4 separate regions of the Homo sapiens genome follow, and all the other regions are linked to region 3. Evidence: chromatin contacts called from ENCODE Hi-C or POLR2A ChIA-PET data. All regions are on one chromosome and are shown on one strand. Each heading gives the region's core, a stretch centred on a gene start or an enhancer-like site at or near the end of the contact. The rest is flanking DNA. Distances are from core to core; before and after follow the strand shown.

Evidence for each region. Hi-C counts contacts between places; a loop is a spot of excess contacts on that map. ChIA-PET counts read pairs that join two places held with the same protein, here RNA polymerase II (POLR2A). Pooled maps may share reads with other maps.
Region 1: a loop to region 3 is called in a pooled map, with 5 times the contacts of the local background. The contact joins the promoter of LINC02981 here to the enhancer-like site in region 3. A Hi-C loop is called at or near these places in 2 of 37 single-sample maps with no recorded cell type and 8 of 50 pooled maps. POLR2A ChIA-PET finds 5 or more read pairs at or near these places in 1 of 52 experiments (naive thymus-derived CD4-positive, alpha-beta T cell).
Region 2: a map with no recorded cell type shows a loop between it and region 3 (4-fold over the local background). The contact joins two enhancer-like sites. A Hi-C loop is called at or near these places in 1 of 37 single-sample maps with no recorded cell type and 2 of 50 pooled maps. POLR2A ChIA-PET finds 5 or more read pairs at or near these places in 1 of 52 experiments (K562).
Region 4: a pooled map shows a loop between it and region 3 (3-fold over the local background). The contact joins two enhancer-like sites. A Hi-C loop is called at or near these places in 2 of 168 maps with a recorded cell type or tissue (Calu3 and heart right ventricle), 1 of 37 single-sample maps with no recorded cell type and 4 of 50 pooled maps.

What each region holds. Positions count from the first base shown.
Region 1 is chr7:26,397,107-26,399,912 of GRCh38, reverse strand. LINC02981 (long intergenic non-protein coding RNA 2981) reads right to left here and starts at 1,344. Exons shown (of 5, transcript NR_148502.1): 1 at 892-1,344. SNX10-AS1 (SNX10 antisense RNA 1) reads left to right here and starts at 495. Exons shown (of 2, transcript NR_136272.1): 1 at 495-572. RefSeq lists silencers at 808-917, 1,008-1,467 and enhancers at 1,938-2,177, 1,252-2,208.
Region 2 is chr7:26,313,301-26,316,000 of GRCh38, reverse strand. The region is part of intron 1 of SNX10 (sorting nexin 10); the gene reads right to left. Among named protein-coding and RNA genes, the nearest start is that of SNX10, 23 kb to the right of the region's middle. Within about 2 kb of position 1,425, at least 3 of the 41 ENCODE cell types and tissues checked have a DNase peak (open chromatin) inside an H3K27ac peak, as active enhancers do.
Region 3 is chr7:25,893,070-25,895,839 of GRCh38, reverse strand. No RefSeq gene overlaps it. Among named protein-coding and RNA genes, the nearest start is that of MIR148A, 56 kb to the left of the region's middle. RefSeq lists an enhancer at 491-580. Within about 2 kb of position 1,464, at least 11 of the 41 ENCODE cell types and tissues checked have a DNase peak (open chromatin) inside an H3K27ac peak, as active enhancers do.
Region 4 is chr7:26,334,582-26,337,436 of GRCh38, reverse strand. The region is part of intron 1 of SNX10 (sorting nexin 10); the gene reads right to left. Among named protein-coding and RNA genes, the nearest start is that of SNX10, 44 kb to the right of the region's middle. RefSeq lists an enhancer at 1,489-2,004. Within about 2 kb of position 1,341, at least 3 of the 41 ENCODE cell types and tissues checked have a DNase peak (open chromatin) inside an H3K27ac peak, as active enhancers do.

The DNA.
Region 1 (2,806 bases), core at 95-2,594, 500 kb before region 3:
GGGAAAAGAAAGAGACATCTGCTATTCAGTGTTGTCAGGGTTTTCAGCATAATCCCAAACACCTCCTAATTATTTTCCTGGGCATTTGATCCCTAAGATACAAGGACCTTCCCTCCATCCCTGCCCTGTTCCAAAGTACCTGTAGAGCAAGCTGAGAGGGCAGAGTTAGAGGATGGGTGGGGTTGGGTCTTAAGTGCGATCCCACAGAGATATAATGTGAACCACATGTGTAAATTTAAATGTTCTTTGTGGCCACATTTTTAAAAAAAGATTTAATTCATGATACTTTATTTCACCCCATATACCCAAAATATTATCATTTCAATATGCAATCAATGTTTTTAAATGATGAATGAGCCAGTTCACATTCTTTTTTCCATACAGTCTTCTTTACAATGGGGTGTGTATTTCCCACTTGGAGAACATCCTGGTCTGGCCTGGCCACACTGCAAGCCCTCGGCAGCCTCTTGTGGTCAGTGGCTGCCCCAGTGAGCAGCACAGCTACAGAGGTTCAGGAAAACCAACCCCAGGAGCGTGGATGTTCACTGCCTTCCTTCAACCACTCCAGGCAGGTGCGTCCACCTTTCCTCCTCATTGCCTCACCAGGGCTGCAACTGCCGAACAGCCTTTTCTCGGCAGCCTGACAGAATAGCTGTGTGTTGGGTTTCTGCAATCATAAAAAATGACCACAAATATGCATTCGGAAAGAGGAACGAAAACTCCTCTAGGCCCAAACGGTAATGGCAGTACTAGGTCATCTTTCTTGGAGACGGAGGTGAAGGGAGGGCAAGGGGCCCCTGGGGAAGGAAAGAGGAGGCGGGCGTGGCGTCGAGCGCGAGGGCGGCGGCCTAGCTGCACCCGCGAACTTCCCCACACCTGCGACCAGCTCACCTCGCGGCGTGAGGGATCCCTGGCAGTCGGACGCGGCAGGGTGGCTGGTTTCTGGGGCTGAGTCTGGCCCGACACAAAAGAGGAGGGAAAGGAGAAGGAGACGGAAACAAAGGCGCGGGGGAGGACGAGGAGGCGCGCGCGGTCGCGGGGCAAAGCGGCGATGCGGTGCGGGCGCGCGCAGCCTGGGGCTCCCGGGACCAGCGGGCGGGAGCAGGCGGAGCGGGCAGGGCGATTTGAATATCAGGCTCTGCCACACTCGGGGCGCCGCTGACAACTTCATTACCTCCGCATATAAAAATGACTGCCGGGGAATGCAAATAGCTCGCCTGTCTCAGCCGCCTGCCCTCGTTCCGCCGCCGGCTGCAGGCGGAGGCCCCGGGAGCCGCGGCGGCCGGAGGCGCAGACGCGCCCTGTCCAACATAATGAACTGCCCGGCCGCGGCTCCGCCCACCCCCCAGCCGCCGAGCCGGGCCGGGAGGGGGAGCCGGCCCGGTGCTGGAGGAGGAAGGGGTGGGCGGCCGGGCGCGGCTCAGAGGCCGCGCGTTGCTAGTCAGTGTCGGCGCAGGCCCTGCCTCTTGACTCTGTCATCCAATTACTGCCATGAAAATACCAGGAAACTAGAGTGCTCAGTGGGTTCCACTCGTGACCGCGAACTCTGACGGAAAAGCGGGACCCCCGGCCTCCGTCCCGTGCGCCCTGGTGGTTAAATTGGACGCCAGCATCCCGGCGCCCCGCTCTCGTCTCGCCTGCAAGCGGGCGGCGGGTGTGCTGCGCCCTGCTCCCCAGGCCTGCGGCCACCGGGACAAGGCTGCGTCGCTGTGCAGGACCCGCCTCCCGAACCCTGGGCCTTGCTGAGCTCCCCGTGTGGCCACCGAGGCAAGCCGCGTGCGGGAGGGAACGCAGGCTTCACGGCGCCTCTCTTCTTGCCCTGGCTTGCTCCCTGGCAAGAAGTCACCTCCCGCCTTCTGATAGCTCCCCCTGTCACATTTGGGCCCCTTGTGAACTTCTCGAGGAGAGGAGCTAGGTCACTTTTATTAATAGCAACAACGACAGTAGTAAACATATGCTGAGGACTATTCTACGCAAGGTACTATGCCAACTGCTTTACCTACATGTTTATCACAGCGATCTTATTGCACTCCTGGAAACCCAGGCTTAGCAAAGCCTTGAAAGGTTCCCAGCATAACCCAGCTAAGGTGGGAGGGAGCACAGGTGAGAACCCAGGCCCCTCTACACTCTCAATCACTCTGCAGTATTTTCCGGGTCCTTCTTACAGCTCACACAACTGTCCAGCACTCCTTTGTCCCCCGAACGCATCACCCCCAGCCATCTTAGGCCGGGCCAGCCCCCCGCCCCCACCCTCACCCCCTCCCTCACCCCCTCCCTCACCCCCTCCCTCACCCCCTCCCTCTCCTTGGCCCAGAAGTAAATCCTAAGTAGTCTAAATCCGTTATGACCAACCCCTTCCCTTGCCCAGGCACTGGCTTAGAAAAGAGCATGTGACCAGTCCTGGCCAAGGCCAAGCCAGGGGACATCTGTTGGGGTTTTCTGGGAAATGCTTCCTTGCCCTAAAAAAAGACACCTCTAGCGATTCCAGTTTCTTCTGTTGTAGAATGTATATCCACCACCTGGCAACCACGGAGGAGCCAGGGAACAAAGTTAGTCTTTGCAGAGATTTACAGGATTAAGTGAGCTAACTCCAGGGTTAAAGTTTAGGAGAATCATGTTTTAGTCCTATCTCTACCTGCGATGGAGTCATGCTGCCTCGTGTTTATTCAGGGACATATTTAAAGTTAACTCCTTTTTGAAACGAGACAAGATAAAAAGATGTAAACAAAGGAAAACTCCAGAAATTTGGTCTTGTCTCCATTAAAGAGTGTCTGTTTCTAGGCACTTCAGTGGAACCTCTCACTTC
Region 2 (2,700 bases), core at 176-2,675, 420 kb before region 3:
CCATGTTAGCCAGGATGGTCTCGATCTCCTGACCTCGTGATCCACCCACCTCAGCCTCCCAAAGTGCTGGGATTACAGGAGTGAGCCATCGCGCCCAGCCAACTCTAGGTATAATTTTAAGCAAATAAGTTGCAAAAGATACCTTCTAAATACAAATTTGATAAAAATATAAAATCTCAAATTTGTCAGCTTCAATTTTATTTACATAAAAGAAAGCACCCCCTTTAAAACTGCTTTTCTAATAGAAAATATAAATTCACTTCATTTTGTATTATATTCGCTATCTTGCAGTTTTAAAACCCTATCAAGTATTTTGCAATTTTTTTTTTTTTGAGATGGAGTCTCACTCTGTCGCCCAGGCTAGAAGTGCAGTGGCGAAACCTCAGCTCACTGCAACCTCCGCCTCCTGGGTTCATGCCATTCTCCTGCCTCAGCCTCCCGAGTAGCTGGGATTACAGGCTCCCACCACCAGGCCCTGCTAATTTTTTGTATTTTTAGTAGAGACGGGGTTTCACCATGTTAGCCAGGATGGTCTCTATCTCCTGACCTTGTGATCCGCCCACCTCAGCCTTCCAAAGTGCTGGGATTACAGGCATGAGCCACCACACCCAGCCATATTTTGTGATTTTTAAAAAGCTATGACACTTTTGGGACAATGGGGATAGATTAATGTGACCCTGTTTATTAGATAATGTACTGTATAAAGTTAAATTTCCAGGATATGATAATGGCATTATAGTTATCTAGAAAAATGCCTTTCTTCCTAGGTTCAACTCTTGTAAACAAATATTTCTATGATCACATCTATAGGGTTTTCTGTGCACCCAAACATACAAATTCATTATTTACTCCTGACCAATCCAATTAATACATTTTGTTTAAATTGCTTTTCTGATTCATTTTGGTGGACTCTTTTCACTACATATGGCTTCTATTTTGATTCTTTTTCCTGCTATTTTAATCTGCTTTCTAGTCCCTTCCTTGGTTGTTTTTTTGTTTTGTTTTGAGACAGTCTCACTTGGTCACCCAGGCTGGAGTACAGTGGCACAATCTCAGTTCACTGCAACCTCTGCCTTTCGGGTTCAAGTGATTCTCATGCCTCAGCCTCCCGAGTAGCTGGGACTACAGGTGTGTGCCACTACACACAGCTAATCTTTGTATTTTCAGTAAAGACAGGGTTTCACCTGTTGGCCAGGCTGGTCTCAAACTCTGACCTCAAGTGATCCGCCCGCCTCAGCCTCCCAAAGTGCTGGGATTACAGGCATGAGCCACCACGCCTGGCCTGTTCTTTTTTCTTAAAATACTTTATGCAGAATCCCATGCAGTTCACAGGCTATATTCTTGATACTCAACTATGAAACTGAAAGCCACTAGAAAAAAAGGGAACTGCATATACTACGGAAATAGTTGCTAAATCTCAGCAAATTCACAAGTCAATATAACAACTAAAAGCCCAAGGGTTTCAGAGCAATGTGTTTTAAACAAGCCACACAGGACCCATATTATACTTAGTCATAATATAAAAATATTGCCAGTCTGGCTAACATGGTAAAACTCCATCTACTAAAAATTCAAAAAATTAGCCAGGCATGGTGACACACGCCTGTAATCCCAGCTACTCGGGAGGCTGAGGCAGGAGAATCGTTTGAATGGAGGCAGAGGTTGCAGTGAGCTGAGATACCACCACTGCACTCCAGCCTGGGCAACAGAGTGAGACTCCATCTCAAAAAAAAAAATTGAACAGTAGGCACATTATGTCCTTTACAAGAATGGACTACCCTTTGAAAATATATTGACAGACAAGCCATTTCAGTCTAACAAGATTAAAAAGGAATAACTTTTTTAAAAAGAAAATGGTATTTGTTACCTGTCAGAAATTCAGGTTCTTGGGCCAGGCGTGGCGGCTCACACCTGTAATCCCAGCACTTTGAAAGGAGACTGAGGTGGGAGGATCACCTGAGGTCAGGAGTTCGAGATCAGCCTGGCCAACATGGGGAAACCCCGTCTCTACTAAAAATACAAAAATTAGGTGGGGTAGTGGCATGTGCCTGTAGCCTCCCCAGCTACTCGGGAGGCTGAGACAGGAGAATCACTTGAACCCAGGAAGCGGAGGTTGCAGTGAGCCGAGATCGCGCCTCCACTGCACTTCAGCCTGGCGATAGAGTGAGTCTCCATCTCAGAAAAAGAAAAGAAAAAGAAAAAAGAAATTCAGGTTCTTCAGCACTCAGGATTTCATTACCAGTCTGATGACGGCTCAATTTCACATTTTTTTTTAATTATTATGCCACAAGGGAACAATGATCCTTAGGAGGAGAGAGAATGTGGGGACAAACAGGGGGTGGGGTTTTCTTACATGAATGTTCAGGAAAAGGACAGACTTTAGCCACACTCATTTGGCAGGGCCCCCAATTCGTCTAATGCCTAAATTATTTAACCCTTTGTTAACAGGCAGCCTTTAAAGGCATATCATTCCTCTGAATATTCTTTGCATAGAGTCCCAGATATAGTAGGTCCTCCCATGCTGGCAAAACAATCACAAAAAGCTCAGTTAAGCAAACTCAGCCAAAAAAGGTGCATCAGGTAGTGAAGCAACAGCATTGGGAAGAAAGACATCAGTTTACAGGTTCTAACAAGATCAGGAGTCCACTAGATTAATTAAGCAGCTCTAAAGATCTGCTGTACAACATTGCGCCTATGGCT
Region 3 (2,770 bases), core at 215-2,714:
ATCATATTGATAGTGAGCGCGCGGTCTCTCTCTCTCTTTCTCTCCAGGCAGCCAAAGACTGCCACCATATGCAACTGGGTCCTGCATTTTTCATCTGCATCACCAATTTGTCACTCGAAAACCCAGGTCTCAATCCTCCCTGATTTTTCCAGAAACACCACTAGTATCCAATTCAGTAGGTCCCTATCATGGGCAGTGCGGGGGCGCCGGGCGTGGGCGACGCTCGTGTGTGACTCGCAGCTGGGCAGCCATCCCCGCGGGCGTCCTGGCTCCCCTTCCCTCTGAAAGCGCCGGGGCGGGCCAGCAGGGGGCGAGTTTCATTTCCGCACCGGAGACCCAGCCGGAATCACAAATGCCGCGAACTACACCCTCCTTTCCTGATCTGGCCAGGAGTCTGTGTCATTAAAACTCTCAGTTCTGCTTTTCCCTATATTAACATTATCTTCATTTTGAGCACATCACGTTCAGTGACAGAAAAGGAGATCCCATGAGTCACTGGAGGTAGACTTAAAATAGCTTAAGGATGATATTTCATGGATGTTAGTGACATCAGTCGAAGAAGCAGTGCTTTCAAAGAGCAGAATTCCTCATATTCACTCTTCGGATACCCAGCAGTTTTCCAGGTCTTGGTCTATACCCAGCCTTTTTCTTGGAGGAAGGTGCTCATCTTCCCACACAGGCTACACAGGGGGCAGGGAAAGTTGGGACAGGTGGCACAAGGCCATGTGAAGCCCCCCGTCCTCCTGCCGGGGCATCTTACATATTGCTGCCACTGCCGAGGGGGCATATCTGTGTATAGCTGCCCAGCAGAGTACAGGGAAGGTGTTATGTGGGAAGGAAGACTCCTGGGTGGGTAGGAGTTTGGGCTAAGTCCCTCCTGGTCCAGGTAACTTAGCTGGCCCCTGCAGATATGAGTGGTGGGAGACGGGATCCGGCGGGTGAGAGAGGGGAACCACAGAACCACAGGCTTTTCTCAGGTCGGGGAAAGACCTTAGAGATCACTTAGCTCAATGTCTTCTTTTCCTGACGCCCAGGGAAATTGTGAACAAATTCACCACCACAGAACTAGGCAAGTCCCCTGGTGGGCAAATGGACACCTTCACAGAAGCCATTTTCTTTCCTTGTGTATTATGTATCAAAGGCTAACTGTTTAACAAGCAACCCCGTGTCACAGTGGCTTAACACAAAACAAGTTATTTCTTGCTCTTGGACCACTGAAAGCGTTTCTTGGACAGCTTCCATGCAGTGATTCAGGGACCCAGGCACCTTTCATTCTGTGGCCCCACCATCCCTAAGGGCCTTAATGTTTGCTGCTGAGTACTCTGCATCTGGCTGTGACAGGTAGAGAGAGAGAATGAAGGACTGTGCAGGAGGTGGGCAGGCCTCACTGCCACTCACATTCCACTAGCTAGACGCCACTCTCAGGGCCAACCTTCCCCCAAGGGGAGCTGGGAAATGTAGTCCAGCTGTGTGCACAGGAAGCAGATAGGATGGCTCGGGGCAAGCACACAGCAGTGTCTGCCTCACCTATCTTCAAAGAAAACAGTCTTTGAGTTCTTTTGGGTTATTTACACTGGGTAGCAGAAGGCACATGATCTTTGGAGGTGGACAGACTTGGGTTTGGATATTGGCAGTGTGACCTTGGGCAAAGAAGTAACCTTTAGCCTCAGTTTGCTCAGCTGGTAAATGGGGCTATCTTGTGGGTATTACCTGAGGTAAGGAATGTAACTTGTCTATGTTACCACGTGGTCTCACATGTTTGTTTGTACAAACCAATGGGGCTGGGAGTATTGTTGGGGGAGGAGGAAACAGACTTCCTGTGTCCCATTTCCCCCACTCTGGATGGCAGCACTGCCCAACAGCTTCATTAGACGCCAAGAGTGGTGGCACTTTCTTCTGTCACTTGTTAAATTTCGATGTAGTTCATTCTAATCAATATGGGACTTTGGAAGGAAAAAAAGCATTCCCCAAACCCACAAGCAACCATTTTATTTGATTCATAAAAATTCAGTCACTGAGAAGGCAGTTCCAGCAAGAGAGTTTTGATCCTTCTTGCTCAGGCTGAGATGGTCACATCTAGAAAGCAGTGATTTTAAAATCCTATTTTCTTCTGAAAAAAAAAAAAATTTTTCTGAAGGGCAGTGAAAAGAGAAATAATCTAAGCTGAAGTGTCACTTTTCACTTATGGATATTGATGCTCTAAGACTAAATCTGGCTGACAGGAGTAAAGAGAACTGCCTTCTCATCATGGGTGAGACCCTGCAGGGTGAGATGTGGCTCAGGTATCATGGTGTGCCCAGGGACTGGCACATTAGGGGCTTCAATAAATATTTGCTGGTTAAATTAATAGGTGATTGAAGACAGTTACAGAAGTAATAACAACGAAAACAATTTTTTGGCCTGAAACGTCACTTTTTTTTTTTTTTTTTTGCGGGGTGGGTGGAGGGGAGGCAGTGGAATCCTGCATTTTAGTTTTTGGATTCCCTGAATGGTTTCTTCAATCATAAATGTTTGCTAAACACACACACACACACACACACACACACACACACACACACACACGCTCATACACGCTCATACACATGCCGACATTCTATAGGAAGGTAAAATAAAGAGGAAGCCCAATTGTGTCTGCCTTTTTAGGGCATTGTCCTTTAAAATAACCTTCCAAGCCTAGCTAGTTAAGCTTAGTGGCGATAAGATATTGAAAGCAATAAATAAATCCACATACGGATCTCAGAAGGTTAACAGTTTTTTAAGAAATTATTGT
Region 4 (2,855 bases), core at 92-2,591, 440 kb before region 3:
CTTGTTTACTGATACAGAGTTTCACTTCTGTGAATGAAAAAGATCTAGAGATCTATTGTACAACAATGTGAATACACTTAACGCTACTGAAGTGTACATTTAAAAAGTGGTAAGGTCTATACACTAGTATGGTGTAGACCATGTGAAAAAAATAATAAAAATGGGTAAGATTGCAAATTTCATGTGTTTCTTACCACAATTAAAAATAAAGTTTTTGAAAGAAGGTCAATAATCTACTTAAATGTTTCATCTTGCTATTAACAGAAGTGCAAATAAAAACAAGTACCATATTTTTTTCTTTAAAATTAGAAATTTCTGTAATAATATCCACTGCTGGCAAGGATCATGAGAAATGGGAACTAAATACTGTTGGTAGGAATGTGAGCTATTTCAATATTTCTGAAAGATAATTTGGCCATATATTTCAAAAGCAACAATATAAATTGTTTATATTCTTTAACTCGATAATTTGACCTCTGGGAACTCAATCTAAAAAAATATCAGTGCTACATGTGCAAAATATTTGTACAGGAAAGAATGTTCAAAATGCAGTGTTTTTAAGAAACAATCAAAGAAAATGGAAACCTAAACGTCCATAAGCGGAGTAGAAAAAAAATGAATTATGTTCCATCTGCATGACAGACTACCTCATAGCCATTATAAATTGTTATAAAAGAATATTAAATGATCGGGGCTGTTCAAACAGTATTGTTGATTTTTTGTTGTTATTTTTTGAGACAGTCTCGCTCTGTCACCCAGGCTGGAGTGCGGTGGCACAATCTCAGCTCACTGCAACCTCCGCCTCCTGGGTTCAAGGGATTTTCGTGCCTCAGCCTCCCCGGTAGGTGGGACTACAGGTGTGCACACCAAGCCCGGCTAATTTTTTTGTATTTTTAGTAGAGACGGGGTTTCACCATGTTGGCCAGGCTGGTCTTGAACTCCTGACCTCAAGTCATCCACTCACTTCAGCCTCTCAAAGTGTAGGGATTACAGGCGTGAGCCACTATGCCCGGCCTCAAACAGTATTATTAAGTGATTTTTTAAAAGCACTTTTTTTTTTTTTTACATATTTACTTAAGAACTGGAGCTTATGCACAATAAAATTAAGAATTAACAGTAGTCATTTCTAAGTGGTAGGATTATGACTGATTTTTACTTCCTTTTTTTCTGTATTTCGCCAAAAGATTACAGTGCATTTGTTAAAGTTTAAGAACAAAACATGTTTTTTAAAAGAAAGTAAAACCTAATGTGCTCAGTTACTTTTATTATTCCCTCCCCACAAAAAACAAACAGCAGTCAAGTTAATTTCACTCTGTGTTTCACTTCCTCCCACAATGTTCAGCTATTTTTCTATTTAAATAAAAAAAATCACTGACTCCTTACTTTCATCTCTTAAGAATATTCCAGGCCGGGCGCGGTGGCTCACGCCTGTAATCCCAGCACTTTGGGAGGCCGAGGCGGGCGGATCACGAGGTCAGGAGATCGAGACCACGGTGAAACCCCGTCTCTACTAAAAATACAAAAAATTAGCCGGGCGCAGTGGCGGGCGCCTGTAGTCCCAGCTACTCGGGAGGCTGAGGCAGGAGAATGGCGTGAACCCGGAAGGCGGAGCTTGCAGTGAGCGGAGATCGCGCCACAGCACTCCCGCCTGGGCGACAGAACGAGACTCCGTCTCAAAAAAAAAAAAAAAAAAAAAAAAAAGAATATTCCATCTGCGAGGTTATTTTAAATTCAATGTTTAGTTCTGTGCCAAGTTTTCCCGTATCTGCTCTCAATACTACCTATGCCCTTGGCTCTGCACTGGACACATCTGTGGTGGTGCCAGGGCCCTCCCAGATCTGCTGGGGAAGAGCCTACCAAGGTCCTGCTCCTAGGGCAGATCTACAGGCGGCTGGCTGTCATGACCCTCCCCAGACACAGTAGGGAGGATCAGGGATGGATGTCTGACTCGAAAGAAGTCAGTCCACAGGCTAGAGGGTACCTAGGGCACAGCCTGGCACAAAAAGAAGAAAGGGCTGGGCAATGGCTCCCTCCTCGTACTTGAACCTAGGAAATATTACTACATTTGGTGGTTCTTTAAGAATGGAGGCTGGAAAGTGATGAAAGAGAAACTGGAGAGATAATGACATCACAGCTGGGGTTCTGAGGGACCAGAGGTTCTTGTGTTATACCCGTATAACACAAGTATATATGAGCCATGATGTAGATAAAAGACACTAAAGGCCACAGAAATTGGCCACCAGACAAGCTGAATCACAGGAGCCAGCTTCGGTTGCTGAAGTGTGCAGGCCTGCCTGGGGCCACTTTCCCAGTGGCTTCCGTGTCCAGCATCTCTGAGGTTCCCTGTGCACAGTGTCCTTAACATAAGCATCCCTTTACTCAAGGTGGCTTGAAGGTGACCCCAGTTTGGGCAATCAAAGGAACTCAAACAAAAAGAAAAAGAAATTAGAGCTGCACCAAAACATGAAAGCTGGGCTGAAGGCAGGCAGCCGTACGCTTTTGGGGAGGGCCTGCAGAGCAAGCAGAACCATCTGCAAACCAGGCCCAAATTGTCTCCCTCAGTCCCAGATTAGAACTAGAAAAGGCAAACCAAGATGGAAAAACAGCAGAACTCTGATATTCAGTTAAAGTTAGAAACACAAATAAAATTGCATTTAAGTTTTTCCACCATTCATCACAAAAGAAAAAAAGAGGATATGACAGCACATCTTTTTTTAAAGTTTATAGCAATCTAAAAAAATACTGGTTCATAGGACATAAATCAAAGAAACCACTAACTTGCTAATCTCTATGACATACAAGTTCCATTTATGGTCATGAACTTGATAGTAGGCCAAATTTAGGGTTTAAAATCC